Linked DNA regions of Homo sapiens: regions 1 and 3 are each linked to region 2. The links are chromatin loops, found by intact Hi-C in ENCODE. Cell type or tissue: B cell. All regions are shown on one strand. Links, peaks and the distances in the headings refer to the core of each region. The heading gives the core; the rest is flanking DNA.

The links. A loop is a pair of places that touch in the nucleus more often than their neighbours do. Peaks named below come from ENCODE experiments on the same cell type or tissue, not always from the same donor. Only the 100,000 strongest peaks of a DNase experiment are listed, where the experiment ranks them.
Region 1: a loop joins it to region 2, with 2.8 times the contacts of the local background. A loop is called at or near these places in 1 of 110 quality-filtered maps.
Region 3: it touches region 2 in a loop (8-fold over the local background); 1 of 110 quality-filtered maps calls a loop at or near these places.

Annotation. Positions count from the first base shown.
Region 1 is chr20:16,080,838-16,087,639 of GRCh38, reverse strand. No RefSeq gene overlaps it. Among named protein-coding and RNA genes, the nearest start is that of KIF16B, 490 kb to the left of the region's middle. In B cell, for the core only: no CTCF peak of the experiment used is centred there; a DNase peak (open chromatin) is centred at 3,749; H3K4me3 peaks cover 2,439 bases; H3K27ac peaks cover 1,830 bases.
Region 2 is chr20:16,154,859-16,161,660 of GRCh38, reverse strand. No RefSeq gene overlaps it. Among named protein-coding and RNA genes, the nearest start is that of KIF16B, 420 kb to the left of the region's middle. In B cell, for the core only: a CTCF peak has its summit at 2,561; a DNase peak (open chromatin) is centred at 2,910; H3K4me3 peaks cover 1,298 bases; H3K27ac peaks cover 2,957 bases.
Region 3 is chr20:16,065,795-16,072,596 of GRCh38, reverse strand. No RefSeq gene overlaps it. Among named protein-coding and RNA genes, the nearest start is that of KIF16B, 500 kb to the left of the region's middle. In B cell, for the core only: no CTCF peak of the experiment used is centred there; a DNase peak (open chromatin) is centred at 2,936; H3K27ac peaks cover 1,654 bases.

The DNA of each region.
Region 1 (6,802 bases), core at 1,274-5,273, 74 kb after region 2:
TACTTTTATGAAATTAACTTTTTTCAGCTTCTACATGTGAATGAAAATAGGCAGTGTTTGACCTTCTGTTCCTGCCTTATTTCACTTAACATAATATTCTCCAGTTCTATCTCTGTGTTGCTGTGCATAACAGGATTTCATTCTTTTTTATGACTGAATAGTATTCCATTGTGTAAATATACCACATTTTATGCATTCATTTATCTGTTTTTGGATACCTAGGTTGTGTTTATATCCTGGTTATTGTGAATAGTGCTGCAATAAACATGGGGGTGTAGATGTCTCCTCAATGTACTGATTTCCATTCTTTTGGATAAATGCCCTATAGTGGGATTGCTGGGTCATACGAGAGTTGTATTTGTAGTTTTTTGAGGAACCTCCATACTGTTCTCATAAAATCTGTGTGTTTACACTACCACCAATGGTGTATAAAAGTTTCCTTTAATCATTTGTTAAAACAATGATGTTGAGAATTATTTCATATGTTTGTTGGCCATTTGTATGTCTTCTTTTGGCAATGTCTGTCCAGATCATTTGCCCATTTTTAAATTGGATTGTTTGTGTGGTTTTTGCTGTGGAGATGTTTGGGTTCCTTTTATATTCTGAATATTAATCTCCTGTTAGGTGAATACTTTGGAAATATTTTCTCCCATTCAATAGGTTGTCTTTTCACTTTGTTGATTGTTTCCTTTGCTGTACAGAAGATTTTTTGTTTAATATAATCTCATTTGTTTTTGCTTCTGTTGACTGTGCATTTGCAGTCTTATTCATAAAATCTTTCCCTAGACCAATGTCCTGAAGCATTTCTCGAATCTTTTCTTGTGGTATTTTTATAGTTTCAGGTCATACATTTAGGCCTTCAATCAATTTTGAGTTGATTTTTACATTGGGTGAGAAATAGGAGTCTAGTTTTATTCTTCCACATATGAATATACAGTTTTCCCAGCACCATGTATTGAAGAGAGTGTCCTTTCTCTAATGAATGTTCTTGGTGCTTTTGCCAAAACTAGTTGGCTGTAGATATATGGATTAATTTTTGGGTTCTGTATTCTGTTCTATTGGTCTATGCATCTGTCTTTATGCCAGAACAATGCTGTTTTGGTTACTATACTTTTGTAGCATATTTTGAAGGCTGACACTATCATGCCTCTAGCTTTGTTCTTTTTGCTTAGGATGACTTTGGCCATTCAGGGTCTTCTGTGGTTCCATATGAATTTTAGTATTTTTTTTTCAATTTCTGTGAAGAATGTCAATGGTATTTTATTGGGGATTGCATTGAATCTGTGTATGGCTTTGGACAGCATGGTCATTTTAAAAATATTAATATTTCTGATCTACAAGCATGGAATGTCTTTCCATTTGTATTTTCTTCAATTTCTTTTATCAATGTTTTATAGTTTTTCCTTGTAGAGGTCTTTCATCCCCTTGGTTAAATTTATTCCTAGAATGTTATTTTATTTTTGCTATTATAAATGGGATTATCTTTTTTATTTCTTTTTCAGTAGTTTGTTGTACATGTACAGAAACACTACTCATTTTTACATTTGATTTTGTATCTTGCTACTTTCCTAAATTTGTTTCACAGTTCTAAGAGTTTTTTTCATAGAGTTTTTAGGTTTTTCTATATGTAAGATCATGTGATCTGCAAACAAAGACAATTTGGCTTCCTCATTTTAAATTTGGATGTCCTTTATTTCTTTCTCTTGCCTAATTGCTCTGTCTAGGACTTCAAGTACTATATTAAATAAGAGTGGGGAAAATAGCCAGTCTTGTTTCAGTTCTTAGAAGAAACGCTTTCAGTTTCTCTCTGTTTGGTTTGATGTTAGCTGTGGGTTTAATCAGATATGGGTTTTAATTTATTGCGATACTTTCCTTTTATGCCTAGTTTATTGAGAGTTTTTAATCACAAAGTAATGTTGAATTTTATCAAATGCTTTTTCTGATCTATTGAGATGATTGTATGGTTTTTGTCTTTCTTTTTGTTTATGTGATATATCACATTTATTGATTTTTATATGTTGAGCTAGGCATACATCACTGGAATAAATCTCACTTGATCATGGTGTATTATTTTTCTAGTGTTTTGTTGGATTTGGATTGCTAGTATTTTGATGAGGATTTTTGCTTCTATATTCCTCAATGATATTGGTCTGCAGTTTTCTTTTTTTGTTGGGTCCATGTCTGGTTTTGGTATCAGGGCTATGCTGGCCTCATGGATGAATTAAAAATAATCTCCTCTTTAATTTTTTGGAATAGTTTGAAAATAATTGGTATTAATTCTTCTTTAAAAGTTTGGCAGAATTTAACAGTGAAGCCATTCAGTCCTAGACTTCTTTGTTGGGAAATTTTTTATTACTGATTTAATCTCATAATTGTTATTGGTATATTCGGGTTTTCTATATCTTTTTGGTTCAATCTTTGTAGGTTGTATGTATCCAGGAATTTATTCATTTCCCCTATATTTTTCCTGTTTTTGAAATATAGTTGTTCATAATAGTCTTTAGTGATCCTTTGTATTTCTGTAGTACTTGTTTTGATGTCTTCTTTTTCATTCCTGATTTTGTTTATTTGGGTCTCTTTTCTTAGTCTAGTTAATGGTTTGTTGATTCTGCTAATCTTTTCAGAAAACAAATTTTGTTTCACTGATTTTTTAAATCTCAATTTTGCTTATTTCTCTTCTGATCTTGATGATTTCTTACCTTCTACTTATTTTGAGTTTGATTTGTTGTTGCTTTTCTAGTTCCTTGAGATGCATCATTAGCTTGTTTGAAATCATTTCTTTTTTGATGTAAGTTTTCTCTTTTTTTGCCATAAACTCACCCCTGAATACTATTTTTTGCTGGGTCCCATAGGTTTTGGTACGTTGTGTTTCTAGTTTCATTTACTTCAAAAAAAATTTAAATTTTCTTCTAATTTCTTACTTTACACAGTGGTGATTTGGAAGCAAGTTGTTTGATTTTCATGTATTTCTATAGTTCTGAATGTTTCTCTTGTTATTGATTTCTAGTTTTATTCTATTGTGATCAGATAAGCTACTTGATGTGATTTTAACTTTTAAAATTTTTTGAGGCTTGTTTTGTGTCCTAACACATGGTCAGTCCTGAAGAATCTTCCATGTGCTAATGAAAAGAATGTGTATTCTGCAGCTGTTGAGTGAAATGTTCTGTACATGTCTATTAGGTCTATTTGGTCTATGATGTAGATTACGTCCAATGTTTACAGATTTCTGTCTAGATGATCTGTCCATGCTAAGAGTGGAGTGTTGAAGTCTCCACCTATTACTTGTTGTGTTTATCTCTCCCTTTGGTCCTAATAATATTTCCTTAATATATCTGGGTGCTCTGCCTTGGGATGCATATATATTTACAATTGTATGTTCTTGCTCAATTGATTCCTTCATTATTACATGTTGCATTTCTTTGTCTTTTTTTTTTTACAGCTTTTGACTTAAAGTCTGTTTTATCTGATATAAATATTGCCACTCTGCTCATTTTTTGTTTCTGTTTGTGTGCAATGTTTTTTTTCCATCTCTTCACTTTCAGTCTATGTATGCCTTTACAGATGAAGTGATTTTCTTGTAGACAGTATATAGTTGGGCCCTTTTTTAAATCCATTCAGCCAATCTATATTTTTAATTGGGGAATTTAATCAATTTCCCTTCAAAGTTATTATTGATAGGTGAGGACTTACTCCTGTCATTTTATTAACTTTTTCCTGGTTGTTTTGAGTATCCTTTGTTCCTTACTTCCTTTTTTACTATTTATTTTTATAGCTTGGTGGTTTTCTGTAGTGGTAAGTTTTGCTTCCTTTTTCTTTCTCTTTTGTGACTCTACCAGTGAGTTTTATAATTTTACATGTTTTCATGATAGTGTTATTTTTTTTTATTTCTGAATATAAGACTCTCTTGAGCATTTCTAAAGGGAGAAGAACTTCTAGTAAGACTGGTCTAGTGGTGATTAATTTCCTGAGTTTTTGCTTGTATGTCTGTAAAAGATTGTATTTCTCCTTCATTTCTGATGGATATATTTGCTGGATTTATTATTGGCTGACTTATTTTTTCTTTCAGTACTTTGACTATACCATTCCATTTTCTTCTGACATGTAAAATTTCTGCTGAAAATGTTGTTCTTAGTTTAATAGAGATTCACTTATATGTGACTTGACACGTTTTTCTTGTTGTTTTTAGTATTCTTTGTTTTTGACCTTTAACAATTTGATTATAGTGTGCCTCACAGAGGACCTGTTTGGTTTGAATTTATTTAAGGACCTTTGAGCTTCCTGGATCTGGATGTCCATCGCTCTCCCAATACTTGAGTAATTTTCAGCTATTATCTTACTAAATGTTTTTTTATCTTTTTGTTCTCTTCTCTATGACTCCCATAATGCAAAAAATGGTTCACTTAATTGTGTTCTATAAATCCTGTAGGCTTTCTTTATTCTCTTTTATTTATTTAGTTTGCCTAAGTTATTTCAAAAGACCTGTCTTCAAGTTCAAAAGTTATTATTTTTTGCTTTATCTAGTCTATTGTTGAAGCTCTTTAATGTATTTATTTCATTGATAGAATTCTTTAGCTGTAGGGTTTTTTTGGTTCTTTTGTTAATGATATCTGCTGAATTTCTCAATCAAATCATGAATTGTTTTTCTGATTTTGTTAAATTGTCTATTTATATTCTCTTGTATCTCATTGAACTTTCTTAAGATTATTATTTTGAATTCTTATTCTGGCATTTTGCATATTTTCTTATGATTGGGATCTGTTATTGAAGAGTTATTGTATTCCCTTGGAGGTGTCACATTTCCTTGCTTTTTCATATTTGATGTGTTCCTACACTGATTTCTATGTGTCCAATAAAACAGTCACTTCTTCCAATTAGATGGAATAGGTTTTGTAGGGAGATATTTATTCATATGGATAGGTGGTATCAGGTGAGTGGATGCATGGTTTTGGTTCTAGTTGGGTATACTAGTGTCGTCTTCATGTAGTTTCTTCAGCTATAATCCATGATATGACAGTAATCTTTGCAAGTGTCTTGGTGACCTAGGCTGCTAAAGTTTTTTTGGTGGTGGTGGCATGACTTTGCTGGTGATGGGCTTGCTGAGTTATTTCTCAAGTCAGGGATCTGTGCATGCACACAGCGGGTTGGACAACTTGGGATCTGGCTTGCTGAAGTTGGAGCCTTGGGGTTGTTACTGTGTCAGAGGGCTGCCTCACTGGCTTGGAGGTGTGTCTGCCTGGGATGGGACCGCTGGACTGTTCCCTGGCCCAGAGTGTAGCACATAGCTTCTCCACCAGCCTGGGGGCATGTCTGTCAGGAGTGGGCCCACAGGGCTCTTTCTCAAGCCATGCAGGTGGGTATGTGACTACCTGGCTGACCTGTGGGCATGTCCATTGGGCTGTTTTTTAGGCCCTAGGAGTGGGCACAGGGCCACTGGGCAGGCCTGAGGGCATGTCCTCCAGGAATGGGCCCCCAAGGCTGTTTCTCAGGCACTGGGTGTGGTGTGTCATTGCTCATTCAGCCTAGGGGTATGTCTGACAGTGGTGGCTTGTGGGCTAGCTCAAGGGCAGGTTCACCCTGAGCAGGACTGCCAGACTGTTTCTCCAGCTGGAAGTGTAGGCGGTGGGCGGGGGGGTAGGTTTCCCTGCTGTATAGAACCAGAGTCACAGCCAATTTGGGGTCTAGGCTTTATGTAGCCAGAGTTGTGGCATTCAGCTACCCATGTGGGCTTGGCAGAGTGAAGATAGACCCTCTGGGCTGGAGAGGTGCAGTGGCTATTGGCTTCCAAGCAGGGTATATCCCAGAGGTGGCTCTGGTATCACAGTGGTGCTCTCTTGTAGCAGTTTATCTCAAAGGGGGTAGATGGGAGATAGATAGGGAGTGCACACCTTATGCTTCTAATTTAGAGCAATATAGCTGTGTGAATTCCTGGTGGCTCCCTAAATTGGGCTAAGGGCTGGTGAAGACTGTGGGCATTCTTCTGTAGCAAGGACTGCAGGTGTTGCAGTGACAATGGGGGCTGGTAGGAATCTTCTGCTTACCTTTGTTCTGCAAGGGAAGTCCCTCCTGACTCTGGGACAATCTGGACAAGAGAGACGGGACAGCAAAGGCAGGGTGCCTCCATGCTGGGCAATCACCACAAGTACCTCTCTATATCTGCCTTTGCACTCCAGCACTCTTTCATTCAACACTTCAATCACATCTTAGCTGTTTATTTGTTGCCTTGGTCCTGTCCTGTGAGGGAGACCAGTGCCAGGTGCCTCCAGTCAGCTGTCTTGCTGACTCTGATTCTTTCTGAATGCCTCGTTTTGTTTGGTCTGCATGCCTGGGTTAAAATTTTTGTGAGAACTCTTACTTTAGTTTCATTTTGGTTTGGTTATGCACATCTGTAAATAATGTGGGTCTTTTATTTTTCTTCCTGCTTGTTTCTGAAAATATTCTAAGAGCAAAGATAAACATTCTAAATAAGGGATGTGAGGTGGCCAATTAAAAGCCACTAAGGTAGTGCCATCATCTAAAACACTAGTCCAAACCCCCAACATTCCCTGCCAGAGTTTATAGGATTTTATCTCAAGAGAGTAATAAAAAGTGGAATGGAATCCTCAAATTCTGAAGGCATACAAGGTACAGCCTTCTTTCAGGGATTCCAGCTGGCTATATATGGCTCATTCTTGTGCACATTCTTAAGCTGATAGGCAAATTGCATCAATAAAAATTTGGTTTCTGTTTTTGTGGAATATTTTTTTTTCCATCTCCTCACTTTCAGTCTATGTATACCTTTACAGATGAAGTGATTTTCTTGTAG
Region 2 (6,802 bases), core at 1,056-5,055:
CCCCCCTTCCTTTCACTCTTCCTCCTTCCTTATCGAATGCCTTCTAGGCATCCAGACAATCCATAGATTTGTTTCTATTCCTACATAAACTTACGAGAGTAATTGTGATTCTTCTTAATAAGGGTGGTGCAACCTATGTACCAGATGTTCAGAGAGGTTAGGTTCTTATCCAAAGACATCAGCTACTAAATGACTGAGGTGGGAATGAAATCCATGATCAATATGGATGTTTTGCATCCTGGGGGTCAGGGACTAGGCTATTTTGGTAGGTAGGAGTAAGGTACCCACAACAGACAAGAAGGTCCCAGGGAGAACTTTGGGTGATTCAGGTTACAGGATGGGGACCCTCTTTAAATGAGAAGAGATTCCTTTCTGTAGAGAGAACCTCAGAGATGCCTGTGACCCCAGGGGCTATCTGGACAGACATTGGTGAGGCCATCACAGCAGAGTACTCACTGTGCCCCTGGCAGTGTAGAAAGTTCCACAGTGTATTGCTTCATGTGGAGATCGTCTAGAATCCAAACCTTTGTGACCCTAAAGTATCAATTAATAAAAAATAAAAAGTTTTCAGACAAGTTGGCTAAATGTCCTTAAAGTGTTGAAATGGACATAAAATAGCAAAAGACACCACAAGGACAGATTTACAGAAGAGTGGAAATTTGATATTTAAAATATAAAGATAATTCAGAAGTGCCCTAGGCAAATGTGCTTAAAAATTATTAAAAAGCCAAGTAGATTTCAGAAAAAGATAGATAATGGAAAGGATTCAGAGAAGGATTAAATGTTGGATAACTTAATCATTAGACAACTAATTATTAGCAAACTAGCTTTAAGAATGAGCTCAAGTCCCGAAAGATTCCCTGGGTATTGGTCATGATCACGGCCAATACTCTGTCGGACTTCAAGTGATGATCAAATATTGCAAGATGATGATAAAGTCTTTAGAGATTCTATTGTTATGTGGGGAAATATCCGAATACCAGGATAATGAGCATAACTGTTACTTTTAGGTGGATGGTTTTTCTTGCTACAATTCCAGGGCAGGAGGGCTTATGTATTTGAGAAAAAAAAAGCAGTGTATTTTCCCCCAAATAGGAGAGTCATGTACTGAGCAGAGGGATGTAAAAGAGGTGAATGAATGTTATAGGACCATTGAGGCAGCAAGAGAGATGGGATGATGCTTAGCAGCTGCAGAGTGAGAAACTCTGGGAAGAAAAAGAGATGTCTAAAGATGAATTTTCAAAAGAATTCTATGACCTTGGTAATGCCCTTGTGCTACCCCTTTAAGGAAATCTAGAATAAAGAACGATTATTCTTCAAGTTTTAAAAGGCAGAGTTTTATTATTGTTGTTGCTGGATGCAAAGACAGGCCTCAAGTTTGCCTAGTTATAGTCAGGTTAGGATCTTTTAATTACTCTCCCTTTTAATGTCCAGAGCACTTATGAGTGAGAAGTGCCAGGAGAATTATTTATATTCTTTTGGGTAATATAAATGGGTAATTTATATTCATATTATAACCAGTAATGGGATTGTTGGGTCAAATGGTATTTCTGGTTCCAAATCTTTGAGGAATCACCACACTGACTTCCACAATGGTTGAACTAACTTACCCAAATGTCCATCAATGATAGACTGGATAAAGAAAATGTGGTACATATACACCATGGAATACTATACAGCCATAAAAAGGAATGAGATCATGTCCTTTGCAGGGACATGGATGAAGCTGGAAGCCATTATCCTCAGCAAACTAACACAGGAACAGAAAACCAAACACCGCATTTTCTCACTTAAAAGTGGGAGCTGAACAATGAGAACACATGGACACAGGGAGGGGAACAAACAACATTGGAGCCCGTTTGGGGAGGTAGGGAGAGCACTAGCTAAAAGAGCTAATGCATGCTAGGCTTAATACCTAGGTGATGGGTTGATAGGTGTAGCAAACCACCATGGCACACGTTTACCTGTGTGACAAACTTGGACATCCGGCACATGTACACCAGAACTTAAAAAAATTTTTAAAAAAAGTGCCAGGACAGCACATACAATGTGTTTCCAAATACCTTTGAATGGGAATGTGTCTGTGAACTGCTTCGTGCCACGACAACTACAAACCAGAGTACATAAACTGCTGGCTTGCTGATGTGCTATTTGAGCACTTTATGATTTTTTCTTAATTGAACCAAAAGATGAAGATCTGGAGATTTCACATTAAAATTGGATTTCAATGTCCAGTGAAAAACTGAAAGCTGTGGGAATAACTGGACCTGAGAAGTGGCTGTCCCCTAGCAGTGGGACATGTGCTCTCCAGCCAGCCACAGGCTCTAGATTCTTACTGCATTACCAGGCCTGTGTCATTCTTGATGCTCTGCCCCTGCAGGATCGACACTAAATTAGGCGCCTTGGGCACCAGGCACCTGGGCCTGTCTATTAATCATCATCACCAGGCAAAGCAGATGCTGAGGATGAAGCAAAAAATGCCTTCTTCTGAGGTTATTAGAGAATGAGGGAGAAACAAGGACTCCCCTGAATTAAACTTGAGTCTGGCAGTTTTGTACTGTGGCTGTAGGGGGAGAAGGAAGTGGGTGTGCTTGGGGGTTGTGGGAGGAAGCAGGTTTTGTGAAGTATAAAGCTCTCTGGAAGGGAATGATGAAGTGGGTTACAGCTAGGAAATAAAGATATATAAATATTTGATACAGAGTTCCAAAGCAGCAAGTAGGACGAGGACAGGACAATAAATAAAGATAAAAAAAGAGAAAGATGCTCTTGAAATGTATGCAAATCAAGCTTACCCAGTGTGAAAATGAGAAGTGATACACGAGGCTAAGAGTGCTGCGCATTGAATTTAAAATTTTCCTTGGGTATTTATGAGAACTGAGACACCTTGCCTAAATTTAGGCTGGAGGCTCCTCCAAGTATTGCTTCTTTTGCCTTTTGTGAGTCACAGCAGAAGGCTGGATAGGGGTGGAATTAGAGGAGCAGCAAACCCATTGTTGGCATCCTCTGCTGAAGAAAGCGGTAAGTTCCCTGGAGGCACCGACTCCCACGGGACAGTGTGCCTCTGCAGCTGGTGCAGCTGAGTGATTAGCTCAGCAGGACCTTGAATCCTGTTCCAACTTACCAAACAGAGTGAAAGTCCCTCTGCAGTCAGGAAACATTTCCAAGAGCCCAGCCTGTATGGAAGCAAGCCTCTCGAGAGCCAGTCCCCAAGGAGAAAGCATTTTCCTGTAGGACGCTTGGGCTCTCAGGCTGTCAAGAGTAGGGGGAACAGAGTTCTATGTTTAATCACTTGGGTACTGGAGAAATCATTTTGAGAAGAACTTGTGAAGGTCACAACCACTTAATTAAAGGAAGAAACTGCTCAGATGACCTTACTACATGCAGAAGGAATGCAGGTGAATTGAGATGGGTATAATTACAACTGCTGTCACTTCTATTATTTTAGCTCTCTGAGGAAAAAGAAGAGGAAGGTTAAATGTAATTTGGTTAAATATGGCTTCCGACTATCTACGGGGGGGCAGAAAAAAGCCTCTTAATTCTCTTAAATAATCCACGACTGAAACTGTCCCAAGTCTTGCTATGCCGAAACCTCAGTTGAGAGAATGACAGAGAAGGAATTATTTAATTTATATATTTACCCACTCACTTCTTTGAACTTTGTACTTCCTGAGGTCATACCACTTCTTCCTGCATCCAATCCACTGAGCCCTGCAGATCTTACCCTCTAAATATCTCCAAATGTGTTTACTTTCTCTCCTGCCCAGTGTTGTCAGCATATTCCTCTGCACTTAATCTATACTTCACACCTCAACTATTGTACTCTTTTCAAACTGAAAATCTGTCCCTTGAAATCCCTCAAGAACTTCTAATGGCTGTTTGGATAAAATTAGATAAAAATAAAACTCCCTAACATGCCCTACAGCCTTGCTACTTAAAGTGTGGTCCCTACACAAGCAATATGGGCATCTCTGGGGAACTTGTTAAGAATGGAGATATCAGTGCTTGCATTTTCACAAGATCTCCAGGTAATTCATAGGTATGTTAAAGTTTGGGAAATACTTACTGCAAGGCTCTGTGTTCTTCAGCAGCAACCTACCTGTTTAGCAAACCTGCACATTTGTGGGTCCCTGGGTAAGAATAGACATGGAGGCCCATATGCCCTATGCCTAAATATTTAAAAATAATAAATCAATCTAGCTGTTAAGATATATTCCATCCTTCTATCTTGACAAATATAACTTCACAATGATCTGGAGAGCCAGATTTCCTTAAGAATTCCTGGAATCCTTGTAGTTTCACACCACAACTTACCAAAGAAGCCTTAATCATGAATAGACATTCTACTTACCCATTCAACATTTGCCCACAGCTCATCACTTCTCAGGCCCAAGGGTACCTACCAAGTAGGATGGTCAATGTTTAGGAGGATTGAGCTGAGAAAGGGGTCACTCAGGCTTTGGAAGCAGGGTAGGGATACTTTGAAGAAGGAATTCTGTGTATCTTGTACCTGGAGAATGTTCTAGAAAGAGGGAAGCATGGACTCTAGAAAGAGGGAAGCATGAGAAGGCATCATCTCTTTAGCTCCAGAAGTTTCTTGCCACAGGGAGAGAAATGCGGCCGGTTGAAAGCCAGTGTGTGTTTGAGACCTCTCCTACGTAGGTTGAAGGCCATGGCTATTCTCTAAACTTTTCTTGAGTTGTAGCCTTCATCTCATGGCGACACAGGCATCCTGGTCTTTTTTTAGCCCCTCATCCTCACTCATTTTCTCTTTCTCTCTCAATGTAGGACCTTTGCATTTGTTCATCTTTCTAACCAGATATGTGTTTGCTCTTCAAGTTGTAGGCTTAATGCCACACATCCTAGAAATATCAGCTCAAGCATGCTTTTACAAAGGGAAGGCTTTCACAGCCTCTCTGATGAAGCCAAGTTTTCTAATTTTAGATTTGTATAATAACCTGTGTGGCACTTGTTACATGCATTTCTTATTTATCAATCTATTTATTTAATGCCCACTTTACCTACCAGAACATAAGCTCCGTTAGGGTAAGAACCATGATTGGCTTTGCTTTAGCATTGAGGACAGAGCTTTAACACATAACATGCGCCTGTAATCCCAGCACTTTGGGAGGCTGAGGCGGGTGGATCACCTGAGGTCAGGAGTTTGAGACCAGCCTGGCCAACATGGTGTAACCCCGTCTCTACTAAAAATACAAAAATTAGCTGGGCATGGTGGCAGGCACCTCTAATCCCAGCTACTCAGGAGCCTAAGGCAGGAGAATCGCTTGAACCCAGGAGGCGGAGGTTGCAGTGAGCCAAGATCATGCCATTGCCCCCCAGCCTGGGCAACAAGAGCGAGACTCCATCTCAAAAAAATTAAAAAAAAAACAACTAACAAACAACATGTGCTAATATGTATTTGCGGAATGATTTAATGAATGAAGATGGGATTCTTTTGACAGTGAGAATAACTAAACAGAATATGCAAGGTTTCCATGATTAAGCAGGAAAGTTTTCTTCTGTACTTCATATGGGCAAGGTCCAGTGGGTTATATAAAGCTCTGTGTTGTTGTCCAGAATGTGTGAGGTGACCTTTTGACAATGTGCAAAATGCATATAGGGTCTTGCTCTGTTTATTTCAGAAAATACCACTTTTTTCTTTTAAAGAAAGCCCTGTTCTCTGAAATTTCCCATTATTTTATCATTTTGCTTTGGAAATGTACTGTCTGCATTTTTACTAGATCCAGGTGTGGAGAAAAACAATTCCCTACATTCTTATATCTTGCAGTTTGTTTAAATTGATGTGATTTAAACTATTCACATTTTTAAGACTTTTTTTAGAGCAGTTGTAGGCTTGCAGCAAAATTGAGAGGAAGGTATAGAGATTTCCCATATACCTATGCCTAGGTATATATGCATGTATAGCTTCATACTCTAGCCATGTATAAGTAAATACACATCCATAGCCTCCCCCATTATGAACATCCTCCACTAGAGTGGTACATTTGTTACAAGCAGTGAACCAACATTGACACATTATCATCCAAAGTCCATAGTTTAAGGTTTATTCTTGGATGTACTTTCTATTCTAACCCATAGGAGTTTAGACAAATGAATAATGACAAATATCCACAAATATAGTATTATACAGTGTGTTTTTCTGTTCTAAAAATGCTCTGTTATTCTTTTATTCATCTGCCCCACAACCCCTGACAGCCACTGATATTTTTTACTGTCTCCATAGTTTTGCCTTTTCCAGAATGTCATGTAGTTGGAATCGTACAGTATGTAGCCTTTTTAGACTGGCTTCTTTCACTTAGTAATATGCATGTAAGATTCTTCCATGTATTTTCATGGCTTGACAGCTCCTCTCTTTTTAGCACTGAATAATATTCCATTGTCTGAATGTATCACAGTTTATTTATCCATTCACCTACTGAATGACATCTTGCTTACTTACAAGTTTTGGCAATTATGAATAAAGCTGCTATAAACATTTGCGTGTAGATTTTTAAGTGGACATAAGTTTTCAATTTCCTTGGGTAAATACCAAAAAGGAGGGTCACAGGGTAAGAATATGTTTATTTTTGTAAAAAACTGTCAAATTGTCTTCCATAGTGGCTGTGTTATTTTACATTCTCACTAACAGTGAATGTAAGTTCCTATTGCTCCACATTCTCACCAGAATTTCGTGTGGTCAGTGTTCTATATTTTGGCCATTCTAATAGATGTGTAGTGGTATGTCATTGTTATTTTAATTTGCATTTTCTTGAAGCCGTATGATGTGGAACATATGCAAAATATC
Region 3 (6,802 bases), core at 1,253-5,252, 89 kb after region 2:
TCTCCATTAGACTACAAATTCATGAGGGAAGGGACATCTCTGTCTCATTCTTAATAGGCTGTGAACACTAAGTATGGTACCTGACAAAGTGTAAAGGCTGAATAAATACTTGCGTGGGTGAATGGACAAACCTAGATTACATGAGGTTAAATCAGGCAGACTGTGGTGGATGTGGTTGCTACTCTAGCCCATAGCCCCATGACCCATCTGAGTTCACCTGAAGTTGCCCCTCTCAGGACAGTCTCAGCTAAACACTTCAATTCCTGGTAACTCTTCTTTTATGCCTAAGGCCTTTCTAAGAGTTTGAAAACTTAAGTTGAAATGATTCTCAAAATTCAGTGGACATCAGAATTCAATGGAAAGCTTTTAAAAATACAGATTGCTGGGCTCCACCCTCAGGTATTCTGAATCAGTAGGTCTTAGATGAAACCCAAGACTGCATTTCTAACAAGTTCCCAGGGGATGCTGTGGCTGCTGGTGGTGGTCTGGCAATCACAGTTTGAGAACCACTTTTCTGAAAGTCTTAGCCAGAGCAATCAAGTAAGAGAAAGAAAGGGCATCCAAATAGGAAAAAAAAGAAGCCAAATGATCTCTCTTCGCAGTCTATATGATTCTATACCTAGAAAACCCTAAAGACTCCACCAGAAGTCTCCTGGAACTAATAAACGACTTCAGTAAAATTTCAGGATACAAAATCAATGTACAAAAGTCAGTAGCATTTCTATATACCAATAATATTCAAGCTGAGAGCCAAATCAAGAACACAACTCTATTTACAATAGCTGCCTATACATACATACATACATACATATATACATACATACATACATACACACCTAGGAATATATCTAACCAAGGAGGTGAAAGATCTCTACAAGAAGAACCACAAAACCCTGCTAAAAGAAATTATAGTTAACACAAACAAATGGAAAAGTATTCCATGCTCATGGATTGGAAGAATCAATAGAATTAAAATGAGCACACTGCCCAAAGCAATCTACAGATTTAATGCTATTCCCATCAAACTACCGATGTCATTTTTCACAGAACTATAAAGAACTTTCTAACATTCATGTGGAACCAAGAAAGAGCCTGAATAGCCAATGCAATCCTAAGCAAAAAGAACAAAGCCAGAGGCATCACATTATCTGACTTCAAACTATACCACAAGGCTACAGTAACCAAAATAGCATGGTACTGGTACAAAAACAGACACATAGACCAGTGGAACAGAATAGAGAACCCAGAAATAAAGCTGCACACTTACAGCCATCTGATCTTTAACAAAGTCAATGAAAATGATAATAACCAATGGAGATATTCAATAAATGGTGTCGGGACAACTGGCTAGCCACATGCAGAAGAATAAAACTGCACACCTACCTTTTGCCACATACAAAAATTAACTCAAGATGGAATAAAGATTTAAATTTAAGACCTTAAACTATAGGAATACTAGTAGAAAACCTGGGAAACACCATTCTGAACATCAGCCTTGGGAAAGAATTTATGACTAAGTCCCCAAAACCAACTGCAACAAAAACAAAAACTGACAAGTGGGACCTAATTAAGATAAAGAGCTTCTGCATGGCAAAAGAAACTATCAACAGAGTAAACAGACAACCTACAGAATGAGAGAAAATATTCACCAACTGTGCATCTCACAAAGGTCTAATATGCAGTATCTATAGGGAATTGAGCAGGTGAAAAACAAATAACCCCATTAAAAATTACATGAATGAACACTTCTCAAAATAAAACAAATAAGTGTCCATAAGCATATGAAAAAAAAACCCAACATCACTAATCATTAGAGAAATGTAAGTCAAAACCATAGTGAGATACCATCTCACACCAGTCAGAATGGCTATTAAAAAGTCAGAAAACAACAGATGCTGGTGAAGCTGCAGAGAAAAGGGAATGTTTATACACTGTTGGCAGAAGGTAAGTTAGTTCAGACACTGTGGAAAGCAGTTTGGAGATTTCTCAAAGAGTTTAAGACAGAATTAGTATTCTACCCAGCAATCCCATTACTAGATATATATCCAAAATAAAATAAATCATTCTCCCAAAAAGACACCAGCAACAGTGGATTAGATAATGAAAATGTGGTACATATATACCATGGAATACTATGCAGCCATTAAAAAGAATGAAATCCTGTCCTTTGCAGCAACATGGATGCATCTGGAGGCCATTATCCTACGCAAATTAATGCAGGAACAGAAAACAAAATATAACATGTTTTCACTTATAAGTGGGGGCTAAACACTGGGATTCATGGACATAAAGATGGCAACAATAGATACTGGGGACTACAAGAGCAGGAAGAGGTGGGGAGGGCAAGGGTTAGAAAACTAACTATTGTGTGCTATGCTCAGTACCTGGGTGAAGGGTTCAATCATATCACAAACCTCAGCAACACACAATATACCCAGGTAACAAACAAGCATATGTACCCCCTACCTAAAATAAAAGTTGAAATTACTTTTTTAAAAAAGAACCACATTTCAGTGAGGTAGCTCAGCTACTCAGAAATATAATTTGGATGTTTAGGAGAGTTCATGTCCCCTGGGAACCCTCAATCAATGAGGAATTGAAGTCATTGGATAAATGCGCTTCTACTTCCTGGACATCACATGGGATGACTCTGAAGTATGAAGTATGTCTTACCCAGTTTCCCCAAGGGTCCCCAATAGTATTGACCCCCAGCCTCTCACTAATGTTCCCTTTATTGGGTTCCATTTTTTCCTTTCACCCATTTCTGTTTCATGAGATCTCCTCACACATAAGCTATCTGTACCCACATCCTTGTCTCAGACTCTGCTTTGAAAGAAACCTTACTTGGTCAAAGTCTTATATCCAAATCTTTCTAAGTCTCTTGACTTGAATCATTGATTTTCCCTGGTATATTCCCACTGCACCTTGTAGGGAGCTCAGAGAAGTAAAACTCCTCAACTGAGACACAGGGAGGTGGTTGCAATGTGTGCTCACAACATGGCTTACTTCCCTTTTGTGGCATTCATCAAAAGTATATTTTTAACTAGTGATGTAATTAAGTGTTTAACATCTGTCTTTCCCACTAGACTTTGAAGTCTTGACCTTTCCTGTTTACTACAATATCTTCTGTGTCTAAAACCATACTTGTCAAATAGTAGGCATTCATTGAATATTTGGAATGAGTGACATAATGAATTCATATATCAGTTAATATTAGTACCTCATATTTATAAAGCTGTTTACAAAGCACGTTACCATAAGTTTCCATCTTATTCTTCAAGACCATGAGAATCAGAATAGACATTGTTATTAAAATTTCTCTAGAATTTATCAAGCGGCTGTTATGTTCCAAGCTCTTTGCTAGGGGCTGGTATACAGAGGTGTACAAGACTATGCTTCTCAAATGTCAACAGGCAGTCAAATCACCTGGGAATCTTGTTAAAGCGCAGGTTCTAATTCAGTATGGCTGGGATGGAATCTGCAAGTCTGTGGGTCTAACAAGTTCTCAGCTGATGCTTATTTAAGCTGCTGGTCTGGAGATTACACTTTCAGAAGAAACGATCTAACAGCAAGGTTCTCAACCGTGATTACACATTGGAATTTACTGGGAGCTTTAAAAATACTGAGACCTGGGTCCCAAACCCAGCAACTCCAGCTTAGTTGGAGTGGGATTTTTGAAAACTTGCCAGGTGATTCTAATTTCCATCCAACTGATCCAGGATAGTGGTTCTGATATCTCAGTGTGCACCAGACTTTCCTGGAGAGCTTGTCAAAACACATGTTATTGGGCCCCAACCCCAGAACATCTGATTCAGTAGGTCTGAGGCAGGGCCTGGGAGTTTGCTTTTCTAAAAATTTCCCAGATGATGTTGATGATGTTGGTCTGAGAAGCACTAGTCTAGAAGCAAAGAGAGGCAAGTAAATAGGTGAGCTGCAGTAAAATGGGGGCAAACAGCAGAACGGTGTACAGATTTCCAAGATAATGCTGATACTATTGGTCTGAGAAGCACTAGTCTAGAAGCAAAGAGAGTCAAGTAAATAGACGAGCTGCAGTAAAATATGGGCAAACAACAGAACTGTGTACAGACATAACGAGAGAGAGGACCCAGGGTTAGAAAGGGCTTCATGGTCAAGGTGGTGTCTGAGTTGGGTTTAGAAGGACAAGTCAAATGGGAGGACTCATGAGAAGCACAATTTTAGCCAGAGAAAATATGTACAAAGATATACACAGATGAATGGGCAGGGTGCATCTAGGGGACTATGAAGCTTGAGACTGCGAAGGCATCAACTCAGAGCAAGGCAGTTACTGCTGGGCACTAGATATGATCAATAGGCTAGAACCAAGCCACGAAGGAGAGGTATTCCATGCAATTCTTAGACTTCATTCTCAAAACAACAGGGAGTCAGTGAATGGGAGAGCTAAGGTCACTGAGGTAATAGCCTGGAGGATAGTGACTGTGTGTCTAAGAAATGATAGATGCACCCAGGAATAATTGGAACATCTCAGGATGGAGACAGTGAGTGTATAAGCCCAGGTAGTGAACATCCATGAGAAGGCAATGCGATGAACAGAAACCAGAGTGTCAATCTGATGGCAATACCAACCTGATGGAGTTGGGGTCAGGAAATGTTGGCTTAATTAACCAAATTGATGGCAGCACCAAATAAACTTGGAGGAAGGTGTTTGGGAGTGGAGGGGGGAAGAGGATGGAGGAGGTGAGAAAGATTTGTGTATATTGGGAATATCTGGTGGGCAATTAGATATACAGCTCTGTAGCTTGACGGGGTGGGGGGTCCAAGCAGATAATAATTTAAATAGTGGGAGTGGTCAGATTGTACAAAAAGAAAATACAGAGTGAAAAGAAGACCCAGGGAGTAGTTAAAGCTATGTTTTAAACACTATGGTTGCATTTAAAAATACCCCCAAACTTTGAGGTTAAAAGGAATAAGGATCATTTCTTTTGCTCATAAACCTGCCATTTGGGCAGGGATCAGTGGGTACATTGCTACTCCATATACTTTCAGTTGGTGCAACCTGATGGGAGACAGAGAATCCCCTTCCAAGATGGATCTGGGGAGTTTTTAGACATACAGCTCACTTATGTGGCTGGTAGGTTGACGCTGGCTGTCAGCTGAGAGCTCTGCAGGGCCAAGGGGCAAATGGCCCCCATGGCCTCTCCACGGATGATGCTTGGGCTTCCTCCCAATATGGTGGCTGGGTCCCAAGAGAACCATGAGGAAACTGCCTCACGTTTTATGACTTACCCTTAGAAGTCACAGTATTACTTCTTGGTATTGGAAGCCCAGCCTAATTTAAAAAGAGGGCATGCAGGCCCTACCTTGCAATGGGAGGAGAGTCAAAGTCACATTGTGAGGACAGAGATATCTTTGGAAGATACACCTGCTACACCCTATGTTTTGGGGGAAGTCTGAGGAAGAGAACTAGTCCAGATATTGTAATGACAAGTCTATGCCTGGGCTACTCCAAGGGTGAGCCACAGAGCAGCAGCACCTGGTGCTTATTAGCGATGCAGACTCTCAGCCCAGCCTCGGGGACTGGAGTCTAATAGGATTCCCAGGTGAAGCATCTGCACAATAGATTTGAGGAATAGTTCTCTATACCACATTAGCTCCTCTGGCTGCGGATGTCCAGGGTCCAGGGCATCATCCCAGACCTCAAGTGCTTTGTAATGTCCCCTCGTGCCTTCTCTCCAAGTCCACTACACAAGATGTGTCAAAACTGCATTCCACAGAGACACCTCAGAGGCAGGTGCAAGGGTTTATGAAGCGGTGTGTACACACTTCCTTCATGCTCTAATCACTGGCAGGACTTTGCAGGGAGAGCATTTTTCTAGGACATGGCAAACATCCTCTGACAACAGGCTAGTCCCAGCTGACCTGCAGACGGGCACTTGGAGAGAGCTCCTCAGTTCATTACCTTCCTTCTCAATGCCTCAGCCCAGGCTTTCAGGAAAACACAATGTACTTGAAGCGCCTTTGGAAGTCCCATTAACCCTTATGGGCCAGGACACAGACCCTCAGGCCATCTGCCCCTAGCAACAGATTAAAAAAAAGAAAAGAGCTTCTGTTGTCATTTGTCAGAGTTTTGTACAACAAAGGAACTAGAGACACTTCATTTGGAACAAATAAAAACCTCCGGCCCCTTCTGCATGCTGATATATGAAGGTCACTAGTCAATTACAGATACTCCGGACCTAAAGACTGATGCCACCAAACATTCAGCATCTGATCCTCTGTGTCTATTTACTCAGTAATAATTTTTGAGCTCTGATCCTGTGCCATGCACTGGGATGCGATAGCTAGCAGGCCACCTCCCTGCATGGGGTGGGGATAGAAGCCACATGTTAGAGTGACTAAATCAGGTTGGTGGCATTCAGCCTCACCAGCCTTTTCCAAGGCTGAGTTCTTTAAACTCACAATCATTGCCCCTGGGCTCTGCAGTTGTGAGGCTGTGAATGGTGGGCTTGGCAGAGACTGGCCTTTAAGTGTCTTGGCCTCTGAGATGAGAGCCTGTGCTGGCCAGGCCTTCCCAGCCTTGTCCTGAGTGATGACGGAGCACCTGCTTAAGGGACAGTTCCCTCACTGGTGAGAAGCCAGGGCCTTTGCTGCCATTATCAACAATTCACATTCCTGCAGTACTTTGTACCTTTCAAAGTCCTTATACAGGTAAAATACCCCTTAAATACATGGACCACCCGGAGTACTAAGGATAGTTTTATAGACAAAGGAATTGGTGCTCCAAGACAGCCAAGCTCTCTGGGGTTCCCACAGCTGGTCACCT